2 separate regions of the Homo sapiens genome follow, and region 2 is linked to region 1. Evidence: chromatin loops called from intact Hi-C (ENCODE). Cell type or tissue: HCT116. All regions are shown on one strand. Links, peaks and the distances in the headings refer to the core of each region. The heading gives the core; the rest is flanking DNA. Region 1 has its middle 8.6 kb from the start of DCTD. Region 2 overlaps TENM3 (teneurin transmembrane protein 3).

The links. A loop is a pair of places that touch in the nucleus more often than their neighbours do. Peaks named below come from ENCODE experiments on the same cell type or tissue, not always from the same donor. Only the 100,000 strongest peaks of a DNase experiment are listed, where the experiment ranks them.
Region 2: a loop joins it to region 1, with 2.9 times the contacts of the local background. A loop is called at or near these places in 5 of 110 quality-filtered maps.

What each region holds. Positions count from the first base shown.
Region 1 is chr4:182,921,317-182,930,600 of GRCh38, forward strand. No RefSeq gene overlaps it. Among named protein-coding and RNA genes, the nearest start is that of DCTD, 8.6 kb to the left of the region's middle. RefSeq lists a silencer at 4,047-4,249. In HCT116, for the core only: CTCF peaks have their summits at 4,133 and 6,951 (motif pointing right); a DNase peak (open chromatin) is centred at 4,175.
Region 2 is chr4:182,646,010-182,655,293 of GRCh38, forward strand. TENM3 (teneurin transmembrane protein 3) reads left to right here. Exons shown (of 28, transcript NM_001080477.4): 6 at 7,762-7,884. Among named protein-coding and RNA genes, the nearest start is that of DCTD, 270 kb to the right of the region's middle. In HCT116, for the core only: a CTCF peak has its summit at 4,286; no DNase peak of the experiment used is centred there; H3K27me3 peaks cover 1,352 bases.

The DNA.
Region 1 (9,284 bases), core at 740-8,739:
AGAAGTCTTTGTCTGTGAACTCTGGTTCTACTTCCCTATCCGCCTCCTTTTTCTCCTTGCAATTCATAGACCTGGAGAGACATTTGATAAGTGAGACATTGGGGCTGGTGGGTCAGGGAAACAAGAGTGAACAGTATCATTTTAAGGAGGCATGGATCTCAGTCCTAGGATTTGGGGCTTGGCCTGAAAATGACCATCTCTCGTACAGCAGAGCTGAAGGCGGAGGGGAAGGCTGTCTCCTCTTTCCTGGTGTGATGCCTCTCCCCATGACTTCTTTGCTTCTACAGAGCTGAACTTGTAGCCTCTTTCATACACAACTGGTTGAAGTGGATGGAAATTACATGTCTTATTGCTTCTTAAAAGAAAAAAAAACATATTAAATCTAAAAGAAATGGGCAATTTTCTCGTACCACTTTCTATTTCTGTGTAAGTTACCAAGTGCCAATCATTCTTACTTTTTAAAATTCACATTTGTCAAGCAGCATGTAAGCTTTCAGTGTTGTACAAGAAAAGATAATGCTTCATGTGGAACAGTCACTTACGCTATTCTGTGAAAGTGCCTAACCTGAAGAGAATGTATCAGATTGTTGGCTTTATAGAAATGTTAATGATTTCATTAAATTACACCCTCTACGCTGGGGTCACCAAGGAACCTCCTAAAGGGTAATCAACAAGGTATTACGGTTCTGGATATAGAATTCTTTATTGACATCAGAGTCACCACTCATTTTGCAGTGTGTATTTTAACTGGTGTAGCAAGGTGAATGCCTAAGAACCATTGTAAATGAAAGTCCCTGTGAAATTGTAGTTGGGAGCTAATGGCCATCATAACCTGCCTGACGTGTTGCGCCTTCCCTCAGCTAACTGGAAAGCTCACTGGGTGTGAACCTCTGAAAGGAGAAGGCGCGAATCAAATTAACATTTTAGTATTGTGGCACACCATGTATGTGTATATTGAAGATAACACCTGTGATCCTACCACAACAACAATCTGTTGTTAATGCCATGAGGGAAAAAGTCATCTTCCACAGTCAGGAGCAAACAAAATAAGGGAGGAACCCTATCCTATGTGAATGACTGTTGACACTGTTCACAGTAAGCAATTCAAAGCTTTGATTCAAGAGCTGACAGAGAGCAACAAGGCAGTACCGAGGCCAGAGTTCTCCAAAGGCCCCATTTCTGATGAACCTCTGTCTGCTGCAGTGTTTGATAGACAACTTGAAGTGATACAAGGTAGGGAGCTCTCAGCCATGAAGCATGATCCTAGTAATGCTATCTTCAAATTAGCCCTGGATTGAGTTAAATATCAACCAAAGGGAGTGGAACGGCCCTCATGAAATCATCCCTAAGAGAATGAGAGAGATCTAATAGTGTGGTGGTTACAGTAACCACTAACCTGCAAGAAAAATCGATATCTACACTGTGTTAGAATCACACCAAGGGCTCCTGGAGCCGAGCCATTTCAGTGAAGAATAAACCAGGATTCATTAGAGTAGAAAGTCAGAATGTGGTAGGAGGTCAAACATAAATACACCCCGGGCTGTTTCGTCTGCAAACCCAAGAAGATGGTCTTCTTTCAGGATCCGAGCATTTTTTAAAAGCATGGAATTTACAGAGCTGGGAAGTGACCTTAGCAATCATTGAGTCCAGCCCCTTCTTTTTACAGATGAGGAAATAGTGGCCCAGAAAGATGACTTGGCTCGCTCCCATTCACACGGCTGCTCTGGTGAGATTTCCTCATGCCACACTGCTCATGTCCAGCTTTGCAGTCCATGAATCAAAACACAACTGTTTATTGAGCCTCTCTGTGGAAGGCACTCTGCCAAGCTTTCGAGGGGCGTAAAGAAAGCCGCATCAGTCTTCTCCCTCTCTTTGCCGGAGAGAAGATCAAACTACATAATAGGTTACCCAAGATTCAGTGGTTAAGTGGCGATGTAAGACAACAATAAAAGAGAGCTGTCCCAAAGCAGAATATGATTGTGTGTGTGTGTGTGTGTGTGTGTGTGTGTGTGTGTCTTCTACCTAAAAAAGCCCCTTCTTCCCACCTAGGAAGTAGGTTATAAAGGCAGGGGTTTTCCTGTTCCCTTTATTATTACTTCCACTTAGCACAATATTCAGTTGTGTTTATACCCCAGTTTCTGTTTTGGAAGGAGTGCGAGATACACTCGCTGCAAGGAATGGGAGCCTGCATATGGAGCGAGAGCTCAGGCAGAATTACTAGCATCGCAGCCTTAAGTATGAGAGGTTGCCCTAACCGGAGCCTTGCACTAGCTAGGGAGAAGACTCCATCTGTATTGGTTTCTGGAACAAAGCCCAGACAAGGCAGAGTCAGTGCCATTTCTTTGCATTCACTAAATATTAAATGTTCATATGTCCTTAACAAAATTGTAGCCCCCAAGAACCATGGAATTTCAGTCAAAGAAACATGCATACATGCACATGTAGATAATCTTTCTGCTTTGTACTATTCGACCCGTGTTGAAATCCCAGGGATAACATTGCCTTTCAGATAAAGTTTGACCATCATATTACCCACACACAAAAAAGCATCACATGAAATAAAGAAACAGGAGCATGTGGTACACCCTCCAGGACTGGAGAAGAAGGTGGCTTGGTCTGGGTTAGAGACTGATAGCTAAAAACTAAGTCTGGCTGCTGAAAACTAGCCATATCTACTCAATAATGCACATGTCCCCATGGAAACTCCTTATCTTGCCTTCCACTCCGTTAAGTTTTCATATTCATGGCTCCCTGTGAAACCTAGAGAAGTATATTTCTTGAAAGTCTTGGTTAGTAGCCTGTTCACTTCCTTGCTATTCTCATGGCAAAGTACCAACGACGTGTGTCGGCAAAGAGCGAGATAGTGAGTTTACATTTTAGAGTGTAATTTCCTTATGAAGCCATCCGTTTTGTTTGTAACAGTCTGACCGTTCTAACCAGCTTCTAGGAGCCAGGCGCCAGGACAGAGGAAAAGAACTTCATTTTATTAAAATGGTGGCAAATTCGATTAGCGATTTCAGTGGCACATTAAGCAGGTTATTATTAGACAGAACTGACATTTCACATGCAGGCATATTCTTTACTTGAAAGTCAAGTGTCATTCAAAAGAGGGAGAAATTATTTAGGATTTTTGAAAACCTCAAAGAAATCCCCTGAAAACCTCTCCTTATAAATGCCTCCACCTGTTGAGGAGTCAGGGCTAGAACTGATGACTTTGATTTCTCCTTGATGCAAACAATGATACCAGAATGGAATGGCTCTGGGGAGTGCTCATAAGCAGTGGTCAGGAAAGTGGATTCTCCTTCTACATCCGTAGCTGGACCCCAGTGCTGACGGGCCTCGCCGAAGGGCGGTGTGATTCATTCACAGGGCACACCACAGAGAACTGCCCCTTCCTCCATCCAAACAGAATCATCCTCCTGCTGTATATACAGATATTGCAGCAGTCACTGAGATACTTGAAGAGTTTTTCACTGCGTCTGCCTTTGGAGGTACACATTTGGCTCGGCAGAAGCTAAACATTTTTAAGAGCACAGTAAGAAATAGGCCAGAAAACATGAAAGCTTTATAGCTTTTTAGAAAACTTGATGGTCTTGCTGGTACAGCTCCCTATGATATGGTTCAGTTGTAATAGCAATGGAAAGTGTATCAGTGCAAGCTGCTGATGAAACATCAGAAAATGTAGCCAAGGGTCTTTTAAACACATTCAAGAACTGTTCTTTTGAACTGTGCCTCTTAGCCTTGGAAAACCTCTTCAAGATTTTAAACAGGGCCCCTGGATGAACTATAGAGTGAGAACCTGAAATTATCTTGTGCACTGGAATCAATATCAAGCAATATTTTCTCTTTGAGAGAAATTCAATCTGACAGAAGGGAGTAGGAGCAATAAGGAAACTGGGACCCTGGCTGAAATGCTTGCCTGAGAAACACGCGGCAAAGCAGTACAAATTAGGTGATGTCACTAAAGTCAGAAAACCATAGTGACAGAATAAAATGTTATCTGAGCTTCAGAATACTTCATTATCACTACCACAGGTCACTAAGCTTCACAAAATGCATCCATCAGCCTTGATAGCCATTTGGAGGCCGCCGCTGGTAGCTAGATGGCGCAGCAGCGGAACACAGCCCCTCCACCTCAGGAGACCAGGGTGCAGCAGAGGCCTGGGCGCACAGAGCAAAGTTTGTTAGTCTCAAAGTGCTCTCTAGTGGCCATATGAACATAAAATTATCTGAAGCAGGGAGTCACTTGGGGAGAGGATTTAGAATTAAAGGGCTGTTGCCGAGCCTGTAATCCCAGCTATTCCAGAGGCCGAAGAGAGAGGATTGCTTGAGCCCAGGAGTTCGAGACCAGCCTGGGCAACACAGCGAGACCCTACCTCTAAAAAGTTCAATTTTTTTTTTAAAGATTAATTTTGGAAAGCAAGGTAGAGTCGCTTTCCACTGCAATCTACATCTCCTGGATCTGGGGGAACAGTTTATGAGCAACTTGCCTTTCCCAACTATTGTGCTGCTACCCATAAAACACTTATAAATTATTAAACTCAGCTGTGTGATTTCTAGACTGGATATTAGAGGTTTCTCAAATTCATGGGGAAGCATTTAGGTTTAAATTCATCCTTGCAGATTTCTAGGAGTTTCATTCATGAAGGGTATTTCTGAGTAGACGGTGAGGTACATTTATCCTGTCCATCTGTGTGACATGCAGAAGCTCTGTGCTGTGATCCAAAGCCACCTTGGCTGTAAATGTAACTGTTTAGGGAATGTGATAAGAGCCAGCTGCTAAGCTTGGTGGGAGGAAATCATTTCTGAAGCACCCACATATTCCAGGTACAGTCTCTTATTTTATCACTAGTATTCATTCAATCCTCACAAAAACCTTCTGGTGTAGGAATCATTATCTCTCTTTTTTTTCTTTTGGCCCCCAGATAAGGCAGGGGTTTACAAACTTTACATGTAAAGGACCAGAGAGTAACGATTTTAGGCTTCGAGGGTCACACGGTCTCTGCGTCTCTGCAGTGTGTGTGCATCTACTCAATTCTGCTGTTGTAAAGAGCTGTCAAGGACATCAACAAATGAGAGTGGCTATAGCCAACCAAACTTTATTTATGGACTCTGAAATGTGAATTTCGTCTAATTTTCACATGCCTCAAAATATTGTTCTTTTCTTGGTTTCATTTCAACCATTTAACAATGTAAAAACCATCCTTCCCTCAAGGGCCATGCAAACATGGGCAGGGAGGCCGTGCAAACACAGTGGCCTGTGCCAGCCAAGGCAACAGTTAGTTGTCAAGTTTGCCGAGTCCTGTGATGAGGAACCAGAATCCCAGTTTGCAAGTCAGTACGTGGTGGCCTCAGTAGTCCAAACAGCTGACTGTGGCCCAGGTTGAACTGGGAGTCATCGGTGGACATCAGCCCTCCTCCTGCTATCCACCCTATGGTAATGCTTTTTTTTTTTTTTTTTTAGAAAAAGAAAATTTAATGTGTACTTCTCTAGGAAGAGCCAAGCAAAGACAAAGAAAGACAGAAAACAGCACTGTGGGAAACCAATCTGGCACTAAGGAATATGTACAGTGGTGCCAGGAAGACTACTATTTAGGACTTTATAAAGACTTCTGAATCAGATGGAAGGCACAGGTCCCAAATTCACAGGGCTTCCTATCATTTAGGAAATCCATTAGAAATTCATGGAAACACAAATTTAAAAGCTTGCAGGCATATATCCAATCACATTCAGCAATAGGGAAATACATATAATAAGAATTGCTTCTAGGACCGGGTCTCCAATCCCCAGCTAATTTTTTGTATTTTTTTAAGTACAGACAGGGTTTCACATGTTGCCCAGGCTAGTCTTGAACTCCTAGGCTCCCGCGATCCACACACCTTGGCCTCCCAAAGTGCTGGGACCACAGGCATGAGCCACCACACCCGCCTTATTTCTCTAGAATTTAGAACAATTTCTACAATGAGCTCTTAGGCTATTTAGCAAAAGAAACACAGACTTGTTCAGGAGGATGGAGCCCTCACTAATGGGGTTCATTGCCGAGATCGTGCCACTGCATTCCAGCCTGGGTGACAGAGCAAGGCTCCGTCTACAAAAAAAAAAGAACTTTTCTTTTTCATTGAGAGAATGGGAAAGGTAAGTTATAGCAAAGAAAGAGCATATTATGGAAATGATAAAAGACATCTTCAGTATATATAAAGAATTCCTACAAATCAATAAGAAACAGTCCTACAGAAAAGTTTGCAAGATACTTGACAAACTTGACTTTACAAAAGAGGGCACAAAATGGCTGATAAACGTGTTTGAAATGTGCTCAGAGTCATTGGTCATCAGGAAAAGAAAATTAAAACTACAATGATATATCACTATCCTTATCAGATTGGCTAGAATGCCTAGAATTTAAGACTGAAGACATCAAGAGCTGATGTGAATGAGTAGGAGCTGACAAGTCTACTACACTCCTAGTGGGAGTACACATTGGCAGAATCTCTTTGGACAACTGGCCTGATCTAGTGAAGTTTAATATATGCATCCTCTGCGACCCATCCTCCATTTCTAGACATAGGCCCACAGAAACGTGCACACATGCGCACCAAGAAACGTCTTTCTATTATTGTTCATCATAGTCAAGAAACTGAGACAACCCAAATGTTCATCAACAATAAAGTGATAAATTATGGTGTATTAATACAACAGAATACTATTTAGCAATAAAAATAAGTGAACTTCTGGTACATGTCACATGGATGAATCTCACAAAGATCATACTGAGCTAGGGACACTGTGCCAGGTATTTAACTGTTGTCTTCCTGCTTCAAGCCCATCCTTTTATTCTCTGCTTGGCAATGCTGAGACTAGGACTCTGCAAAGCACATTTCTGCTTTTCTAGCTGTCTCTCTGCTAGGTTCTACCAATAGGGGGCACCAGAGGGAGGCCTCAAGGCTGTGAGGAAGACGTGACTGGCTCCTTCCTGGAGCATGGGTTGTTTTCCGTTTTTCCTCCATCACACACACAAAGAAAGCATCATTGCATCCCCTTGGAGGTCTGGGCTCTGACTCCGCAGCATCCCTCCTCTTGCTGTTCTCAATTTTAATAGTTCCAGCTTCTTTCCTTTGTCTCCCCAGTCCTAGAGGTGGTAATTGCACCCTGACATTGCTACCTACATACCTCAGTGTCTCTTTCTCTCTGTTCTGTAATACCCAGTTAGGAATTCATTATATTAAATTATCTCTGTTAAAATAACTGGTGTGGCTTCTAGAACCTGTTGCCACCAAATACAAAATAATAGCGTATGACTCAATTTATTAAAAATTTAAAAAATGGGTAAAACAAGGGGCACTTCTAGAGAGAATGGAGGGAATCTCCATCGGGAAGTGAGTGAGGTGGTGGCGGTGGGTGTGCTGTGTTCTGTTTGTTGACGTGGGTGATGATTACCCACGTGTATTTTCTTGTGACAATTCATTGCACTATTTGTTTATGCTGTGCATTTGCCCTTGTGTGGTTTTTACTTAAATTAATAATAATTTCTTAAATTCCTCAAACTTCCGCCGGGCACAGTGGCTCATGTCTCTAATCCCAGCACTTTGGGAGGCTGAAGTGGGCGGATCACCGGAGGTCAGGAGTTTGAGACCAGCCTGGCCAACATGGTGAAACCCTGTCTCTACTAAAAATACAAAAATTAGCCAGGCTAGGTGGTGCGTGCCTGTAGTCCCAGCTACTCGGGAGGCTGAGGCACGAGAATCACTTGAACCCGTGAAGCAGAGGTTGCAGTGAGCCGAGATCACCCACTGCACTTCAGCCTGGGCAACAGAGCAAGACTCCGTCTCAAAAAAAAAAACAAAAAACCAAAAACTTCTTTATATGTAAGAAGAGATGTTCCTGACATGAAAAAATAGCACCCTTTACAGCACTTTTTCTCCTAGTGTGGACAACTGGCGGGATTACCCAAGGTTGTCATTTAAAATACAGATGACAAGTTTCCATCTTCAGAGGTTTCAAGTCAGTAGGTCTGGGATGAGGCCTGGGAATCTGAAGCTTTCTCAATCTCTCCAGGAGCTTTTTACATAAGCCAAAGCTTGAGGCTCACTGATAGTGACTGAACTGAGCTTCTTTCTTTCAGAGCTGATTCATCCATTATCCACAGTAACTCCTGCCTACCCTGATGACACCAAGCACGGCCTCCGCATTCCTGCAGACTAGGAATTTCTCATGTATTTATTCTAATAAAGTTCCAGTGTAGAGAATCATCTCATGGAGTTGAAATACTGGAATTTCACTCATCATCGGCATCTCTTCCTGGAGCAAAGGCTAGAAGAAGCCTCAAGAGCTTTAGGTGTAAGATTGACCTAGGTGATAGCTCTTAGCATTTGAGGGACCTTTTGAGAATCTGCTGGTAGCTCTGGAGTGTCCCTGGAACTATGCACACACATGCAGTTGGCACATGATTTTGGAGGGTCACATGTCACCCATCCATAAACAACATCCTAGGAATTTAGAAACTCACAGTTAGGGACCTCTGCTGTGGGGACTCAAAGCCCATTCTTGGTGTAACTGTTTTCGGCAGAAGCCAGTAAGAACTGGAGGTTTCTGGGAAAGCATGGTGTGCTCCAACTACTGTACCTGCTGATCTCTGTCGGTTCCCTTAGAAAGAGGAGAAGCTGCAAAGGGAAGTCACAAGAGTCACATTCTAGTTCTACTCCTAACAACGATGGGAACTTGTTTCTGCTTCTTCATATCTGCGCCATTTTCTCCTCTTAGGAAATGGCATTAATGCTTTTCCTGCTTTCTTTCTCTTTCTTTTTTCTTTTTTTTTTTAGACGCAGTCTTGCTCAGTCGCCCAGGCTGGAGTACAGTGACACAATCTTGGCTCACTGCAACCTCCGCCTCCCGAGTTCAAGCGATTCTCCTGCCTCAGCCTCTCGAGTAGCTGGGATTACAGGTGTGTGCCACCAAACCCAGCTAATTTGTATAGTTTTAGTAGAGACAGTTTTTCGCCATGTTGGCCAGGCTGGTCTTGAACTCCCGACCTTAGGTGATCCACCTGCCTCTGCCTCCCAAAGTGCTGAGATTACAGGTCTGAACCACCACGCCCAGCCTTGCACTGCTTTCTTCACAGGGCTGTAGAGAGGCTCAGAGAAGAGGTGAAAGGCCTGTACACTGAGAAGCATATGCATGTTTATTGGGCACCCACTGCATAGCCTGGTTCAGGCCTTGCATGGATTACGGGGCCAAACATTTGTGAAATATTTATATACAAGACAAATACAGCTGCCAGGTGTTGTCC
Region 2 (9,284 bases), core at 431-8,430, 280 kb before region 1:
GTGCAGGGTGGTTCTTGTCAAGGGGTTTCTGCTCACTCAAGGCCCTAGACTTAACAGAAACAGTACTCAGCACATTTGCATGATTACTGCATGGGAATGCAACACATTACATATTGGTTCTTAAATCTTCCTCACAGAGGTAAGACATACTACTTTTGCCCACATTTCTTTATCTGAAGCAAAGTTATAAGGCTTCAGAAGAGCAGGGAAGAGTAACTCCAATATATGTCCAGGAGAACTTAGTTATTTGTGAATAGCCTGTAAGACTTCCACAAAATGATTTAAGGAGAACAACTGGGAACCAGCAGAGAACTGGGAAGAGAACCAGGAGAATTATGAAAGGAAAATAAAGTATTGATGATGTGTGGCTAATAATGCCCAGTACTCTTGAGATGTAAACAGGATGAATATTGGCACGAGGCTACTGGATGTGGCAATTTAAGAGATACCAGCTGGGGATGGCGACTCACTCCTGTAATCCCAGCACTTTGGGAGGCCGAGGCGGGTGGATTGCTTGAGGTCAGGAGTTCAAGACCAGCCTGACCAACATCATGAAACCCCGTCTCTACTAAAAATAGAAAAATTAGCTGGATGTGGTGGCGGGTGCCTGTAACCCCAGCTACTCAGGAGACTGAGGCATGAGAATAGCTTGAACCCAGGAGGTGGAGGCTGCAGTGAGCCGGGATTGCGCCACTGCATTCCAGCCTGGGTGACAGAGCAAGACTTCATCTCAAACATACATACATACATAAAAATAAAAAAATTTAAAAAGAGATACCCATAACCATTGTGAGAAAGATTTTAGTACAGTAATGAGGAACATCAGTTAAAGTGAGGAGAAAAGAAGTGTGTGCTGAGGAAGTATGTATTGTGGTCTCTTCTTTTGAGATACCTGGTAGTAAAGGGAAGGAGAGAAATTAAGCAAAAATTTGAAAGATATCAGAATTAAGAAACCCTTGAAAATCCTGATTCTGTAAGTAAGCATGACATTTATACCCCAAACATTGCTTTTTCATCTCTTCTAAACCATTTGTAAACATGCTTAAGTTGAAGGAGCAAACACAGAGACCTTCAGTGTACAGTCAGATACAGTAAGATGCTGGTCACTTCATACCGTCTGGGTTAAGTTTCCGACTTTGTGTCACAGTCCCATTTCTTCATCTTAACAACAACGATTTTCTGCAGGGTGACAAGTTATAATAGTTTTTGTTTTTAATTCTGGTAAGAAACACACAACATAAAATTTATCGTCTTACACATTTTTAAGTGTATAGCTCAGTAGGATTAGCATTGTTGTGCAACAGATTTACAAAATGTTTTTATAGTATGAAACTAAAATTCTGTACCTATCAAACAACAACTCTCCATTTCTCCATCCTCCCAAACCCTGGTCATCACCATTCTACTTTAAGATTCTATGACTTTGACTACTTCAGATAGTCCATGCAAGTGGAATTATACGGTATTTGTATTTTTATAACTGACTGACTTCATTTAACGTGAAGTCCTCAAGGTTTGCATGTCGCATTCTATAGCATGTGACAATATTTCCTTTTTAAGGCAGAATACTCTTCCATTGTGTGTATATACCACAGTTTCTTTATCCATTCATCCATTGATGGGCATTTGGGTTGCTTCCACCTCTTGACTATTGTGAATAGTGCTGGTAAGAACATGAGTGTGTAAGTATCTCTTCAAGACCTTAATTTCAGTTCTTTCGGGTATGTAGCCTGAAGTGGGATTGCTGGATCATATGGTATTTCTATATTTAATTTTTTTGTGGAATCACCATATTGTTTTCCCTAGTGTTTGCAACAAAATGTTGCAATCCTAGCCAACAGCACACAAGGGTTTCCATTTCTTTACATTTGTGCCAAGACAAATCATAATGTTTTTAAACAAAAATCAATTTGGGAGGGCCATGAGCTGACAGTCATCACCACAATACATGAATTTGTTTAATCGTATTGCTTTCCTCCTTAAAGTTTGCACTTCCTGAGATTTGCACTGAGGAAAGTCTTTCCTCACTCTTTCCTTTTCCTCCCACCTGGTGGAGTCATGTGCCCTTCTTCTGTACTGTCTTCACTCTGCATCTGCATTTATTTGTTACCTCTTCGGGCTGGAGCACAGACCATCACAGTTGACTCACCTGCAACATCATGAAAGGAAAGGCTGCTAGCCTTATGGAGGAAACCACTTTTAGCGAAGATTTAGGGAGGGTAAAAAAATGTATGTTATTTTTAGCTATGCTGGGTGTTAGATGGATTACTTTTAAGTTGTTTTTTTTTTTTTGAAACAGAGTCTCATTTTGTCACCCAGGCTGGAGTGCAGTGGCATGATCTTGGCTCACTGCAACCTCCGCCTCCCAGGTTCAAGCGATTCTCCTGCCTCAGCCTCCCAAATAACTGGGATTACAGGCGCCTGCCACTACACTTGATTAATTTTTGTTTTAGTAGAGACTGGGTTTTGCCATGTTGGTCAGGCTGGTCTCAAACTCCTGACCTCAAGTGATCCGCCCACCTCAGCCTCACAAAATGCTAGGTAGGATTACAGAGGTGAGCCACTGCGCCCTGCCTAAGTAATTTTTATTTAAGTATAATATACATTTAGAAAAGTATATGGATCGCAATAAGTGAACACACCATTGGAACCACCTCCCAGATAGAATGTGAGCAGCACTCCAGAAACCTCTAGGGACTATGCCAGCCACTACCTGTTCCTTCCTTCCTAGAGGTCATCACCATGGTGACTTTCATTCTTCTCAGTTGATTTTACCTGCCTTTGAACTTTATATACATGAACTTATACAGTATTCCCTTTTTTGTGTGTGACTGCTTTCTTTTGCCCAACATTAGGCTTGTGAGATTCATCTATATTGTTGTGTCTGCCAGCAGTTCATTCCCTAATGCTGCTGTGTAGAAGTCCATTGTATATCTGCACTATAATTTGTTTTTCCATTCTACTGCTGGCAGATGTCCAGTTTGGGGTTGTTTCCAGTTTGGGGCTATTACAAATAATGCTTCTGTGAATATTGTTGTTTATGCCTTTTGTTACTATGTGGATACATATTTCTATGGGGTATACAAACAGACTTTTGTAGATGCACTGGGGACTTCACCACCATTTCTGAGATTTTTAATATGAGAAAATACATCCCAATTCCAGACAACCAACTTAAAAATTGTCTTGCAAAATACTCCCATTTATAGTTGGTAAAAATCTTGTATTTACTAGTTTTAACATTTGGACAACTTCTTATTATATTTACCTCATGGGGCAAATATAATCATTCTTTCTACAAAAAAAGAAGATAATGGACTTCAAGGTTTTTTAAATTGTGAAAAACACACTGATAAATATATATCTCAGATAGGCAGTATTGCTGTCATCTACAAATTTCATTCTGCCTTGGATAACATTTTGGATATGAATCCAGGCACTTTCACTATTATATTCACCTAGAAATACATGGAAGTGACATAAAACTAAGAAGCATAATACTAGAAATAAAAATTTTTCATGATTAAATCTACATGATTATTTCTGTAACCTTAAAGTTCACAACTATAATGCTTACTTTTGTACTTTTGTAACTTTTAAGTTGTTGTTTTTTAAGAATCTTGGAGTTAAACAAAATAGCCTGTTCTTAATTTCATTACTATCATCATCATATTACTGTAAAACTTTAGTTTTAGACAGAATAGTGGGAAAGTGCTGCGTAGAATGGTGCCCAGGACACACAGATGTCACCTAGTGATATCCTCGGCCCCAGCCCCCAAGTACTGCCCCAGCCTGCAGTGTCTTTGGATGTAGTAGAGAAGTGTTATCGTAGCCTGTGGCCCCCACACAAGCTGTGTTTCACTTCCTTCTCTATGGATTTTCACATCCCACTACCCTCTGGTAGAATACAGAGGTATGTGGTGATACATCTTTTGTCATCAGAAGGTCGGGGTTTGAGGTTAACATCCATTGCAAACTGCATGCAAACTCTCAAACAACCTTAAACTCTCAACTAATCTCCACTTTCTTGGATTTAAAACGAAAAAAAATAAGTCATAATAACCATTCAACAGAACCTTTGTGAAGATTAGAGATAATACCAATGAAGTACTAGTACAGTTCCTGACACACAGTGTTTGTTCAATGACTGGTTTGAAATGCATATTGCATCATGATGTTCTACCACCAGCACAAGGACCATGTCTGTGGCCGGGGATGCCTGGTATCACTCCTGGCTTGTACGTCTTCACCTGAGACCCAGGGCAGTGAGGGACTCAGAAGAGCACAGCGCCCCCAGCTTCTTCTTGCCACTGTCTGCACACCCTACACTGGGACATGCCTAAACCAAGGATCCTTTGTGCCATCCATGAATAGTGGCAGCAAATGCTTTTCCATGAGTTCAGTTCTGCTTTCCAACTCAGGCATTGAAGAACTGGACTTACCCTTCTTTATTTTCAGATGTATTTTATTTGGCGAATTTTCCCTTTTTTTCTGCCAGATACCCCATTTAGTTTTATTACACCACTGCTCAGTAATTTCTGTAGCATTCTTGACTTTCATGAGTTTGCTGCCTGCCTCTCTCCTTTCTCTCCTTCTTCTCGTCTCTCTCTCTCCTCTCTCTAACTTTGGAGAGTCAGCCCCACTACCACCCTGCATTCGTATGAATATCTTAAATTATGCATAATGAGAGTCAAGGGCATCACTAAATACGAAACACCAACAATTTCAAAGTAGATAATATCCTAAGACCAAACAACTCATTGGTTTCTGTTTTCAATGCAGTATTAAAGAGATAATATTTCTGGATATGAGTCTCATTATATAGCATCTTCAGTAGAACCAGCATCTCACTTTATTGAGATTTTCTGTAATAAAAAAAAATATATATATATATATATATATATATATATATATAAAACAAAGCTGTTGCCTATCTGGCAAAAAATAAAATAGCTCTCCCAACATAAACATTACATTACTTTCTAACATATGACATCTGCGCATGATCCCATGGATTATGTCTACTCTTCAAAATCCATTAAAACCGATAATGTGAGCAAATCTATCAGGCAAGAAGACTTTTTATGTTAAAAGATCACAATGATGACAAATTATTTTGTGTGGAAACTTTGACCCTCTTGGAATATTTATTGCTGCTATGCCAGAGTGTGTCTGTCAAACATTTTACTCTATGCAAAACTAAGCTCCCATTATTTTGTTCAAAACTCGTGAAGCATCTGAAACCCTGAAAAATGTATGATGTGATAAGTGTTTAGCAAGTCAAACACTATGCAATTTAATGCAGAATGACACATGAAGTTATACCTTTTTACATGATGACAACTTGTAAATTGAAGAATCCTATAACCTATATCTTAATCCGTGAAAATCAGAGTTTAGGCCGGGCGCAGTGGCTCAAGCCTGTAATCCTAGCACTTTGGGAGGCCGAGGCATGCGGATTGCCTGAGTTCAGGAGTTCGAGAACAGCCTGGGCAGAACGGTGAAACCCCGTCTGTAATAAAAAAAAAATACAAAAAATTAGCTGGGCGTGGCGGCGTGCGCCTGTAGTCCCAGCTACTCGGGAGGCTGAAGCACGAAAATTGCTTGAACCCGGGAGACAGAGGTTGCAGTGAGCCGAGATCGTGCCACTGCACTCCATCCTGGGTGACAGAGCGAGACTCCGTCTCAGAAAAAAAAAAGAAAATCAGAGTTTAAGAGGAATTGCTGGCCAAGGACAACTTTAGCAGGGAGTGTGACTATATACATTTATTTAAAATATACAGGGTAGATGTCGCTATCTACCTATTTTTGGTATCTTTCTTACTATAGCATGCTTTTATATCAGGTATTATTAACAAAAGAATGTGGACTGTTAATAGAATATCCTAAAACTACCAAATTTTTAAAGTTTAGTTAATTACATATAGTAGTAGTAGACTTTCAGTCAACTGCTTTTCAGACAGCATTATAGTAAAGCAGTCATTCATCCGTTACTAACATGTTCTCCTCTCTTAGCCTTACGCATTTGTTTTCTATGTATTAACTTTTTCTCTAAATTACTATATTTTATCCACACAGTGTTTTCTTAGATTTTTAAAATCTCAGAAAATAGAATATTCCTAACTTTAATTCATTTATTTGACAGATACTTATTGAGACCTACTAGGTATCAGGCACTGTATCCTTATACAAAGTTATATGTCTTATAAATGAGATACGAAAGTCAACTAAAATAGTCTTAGGAAAAACACTTCACCCAGTCAGGGTATGAGGGATGCACAGGTATTTTCCTGTCAGGGAGAAGCATTGCAGACAGAAGGGACTGTTTATTGAGGGGTGCCGTGGTCTAGTCAGGTGACTCCAAATAGTTCGGTAACCTGGAGTCCAGACTAAATAAAATACCTCAGCAGTAAGAACTGTCCAGCTTTGTGCCAGCTCTCCTTCATATGCCCTGTCTAGAATCTTCTGGCCTACACCTTCTCACCTGAGCTTAAATTAAATAAGGTGGTTGTAACAAACCTCCTTTTAAAAATAAACCTAATTTCTAACAATATCACGTAATTTATCCAAGGCTAAATTCTAGACTGAAGATTGAACCAAAGTCTGACTGCATCCAAAGCCCCTGCTCCATGTACTGTAGCAGGTCAGTGCCGTTACTTTATGTATTGGATCTGAAGGGCTTTTTGACAGTGGTAGTCATCACACTGCCTTCTTATTCTTCCTCCATTGCGCTGGTAAATTCCAGTACATACAGTAAGTAAAATAATGTCTAAAAATATCAAAAAAAAGTTCTCTTTCATGATATGGTAATATGACCATCACTGGGTTTCCCTAAAAATATTTAACCTTCCTTAGGGGTTAGTTCCTAAACTATATTCTGTGCAGCACAAATGAATGTTTAGTATATTAGGTGAGTATGACAGCGACACATTTTTCTAAATAGCATTGATAAATTAAGAAAAATAATACACAGGGTATTCACATTTCAAATTATGTCTGGAATTTAAAACTTATGTTTATAGTTGTATAGTCTTCTAGTTATTTTTTAAATTTTTTAAAATAAAGCAAATTAGTAAACATAATCATAAATTTTAATAAATGTATTAAATATAAATTTATGAAATTATTTTACCCACATCAGAAACTCACATGAAATTACCTGACACATGTACATGCTTTTTAATCTGTACCATTATTAAATTGTTTGTCGTCAATTCAAAAATTACTCATCCCAAATTTAGAATATTCAAATTTGATTATATTTTGTACAGCTGAATTTCATGTACCAACAAATTCATCTGTGAGACAAGTTTTTGGGTTTACCTTAACGCAAAGGTAGAGGATCATGTCTCTTAAGAATCTACAGGTGTTGCAGCAAAGTAGCATAAATTTGCAAGTGACCTGTGGTCTAGTAAGTGGCAAATGCTGTTATAGGGTGTTCTACCAGTTACTTAAAAGATGGTGAAAAATGGAACTCAATTAGAGCAAATAATGATTGATTCCTAAGAGTTTCCTGGTACCAATGAAGTGAATAGTATTAAATCACTATTGAAGTGCCACCATATTGCCCTGCATTGCTATGTAAATTATATTTGTTTGAGGAACTCTTTGTTTTATAATTTTCATTGCGCAGTTATCCTTGGTATTTCAGAAAATGGAAATTGTAACTTTACATATGACTCTTGTTTTAAACATGCTTAGCAATTGCCGTTGTAGCTGAAGGCAGCAGATCTTTAAACAACTTGTGTTCTTTACCCCCAGCAATGCATCTCTTTGGCCTCAACTGGCAGCTACAGCAGACTGAAAATGACACATTTGAGAATGGAAAAGTGAATTCTGATACCATGCCAACAAACACTGTGTCATTACCTTCTGGAGACAATGGTAAGCGAAAGAATTATGTATCCTGTGTTTCTCTTTTAACATCCCTTTTCCATAAATTTATTTTTACCCATGCTTACATCTAGTTTAGATGGAACAGGGAAAAGTGTTCGAAATTACAGATATCATCTTTTTATAAGTTTTTTTCAATTAATTTACTTGAAAGGTTGAAAATTCACATTTTTATTACAGGAATAATATGATTTTCTGCCTTCTGATTTGATGGCTAGGCTTTTCTGCCTTTCCCTTCTGCAGATGTATATTGAGTTTTATTTTTAGTCTGCAAATAGATTATAATTCAGTGTATCATCTCTTGTATTACCTTGGGTTTATTAGGTTTTCTTCATTCAACTTGCGTGTGGAGTTGGAACACTGTATTAATTTTATTATAAAAGCATTTAAATGCAAAGCACATTAAAGGATTATAGTTTATTGACCTTTTCTCTGGTTGCCCTTTCTCTAAACCTTTAAGAATTTGCACTTTGAGCTAACAAAGATTTTGAAATCAATTGGCTCTGAATTAAAAATGGAATTTAAGTAGTTAGAGAATTCCATTTTTTCAATATAAACACTTAGAAAAGCGTATACATACATATGTACACTTACGTTACAAATAGTTTTATATTATTTCTGTGTGTGTGTGTGTGTACATGTCTTGGCCTTGGTATCCTCTGACTTTTTGCAAAATATCATAATACTTTATATCTCAGAGCATCCTGATGAAGACGCCTTTTTCTGTCATCTGGTTAATAAATTATTTCCCTTTAAGCATTCCCCTAACTCGTCTTCCTCTTTGTTTCTTGTCTAGTATATTGGTGTTCAGCTTTGGCATTAATATGTCTATCCTCATGTGGCTGGTTTCTTTGCAAGACTGGAAAGAAATTATTCTACATTTAATGAACTTATTATATGTTGCTGTGTCACATGTACCCATTTACTGGGATGAATACTTTGTACACTTTTTTATTCTTTTTTTTCCTAATGATAATACTTTATGACATTCTCTTTCTCCTTAGGGAGGTTGAGGAATTTTACGACATTCGATTTTTATAATAATAGTGAATCCCCCGCCATATGGAACCTTTTTATATAAAGTTCTGCATGTTCCAGAAGAACTGTAAGCTGGTGACTGACATGTCACCCACCTAAAGTAGACAGTGGCAGTCACTGTAGAGGGGGTTAAAGAGGGTTGAAACTATAGATTGGGAAATTTTAATTACATAAATTTCAATTACCTTTTTTATACATTAATAACATATATAAACAAAATGAGTAACTATACAGAAATTAAGAATATTTATTTTGGTTTGTATTGACTGAAATTTAGACTGTCTCTTAAAATGCATGGTTCCTGTGAAGATGATCGAATGGTACTTATTAACCATACATGTAGGGAACTTTTT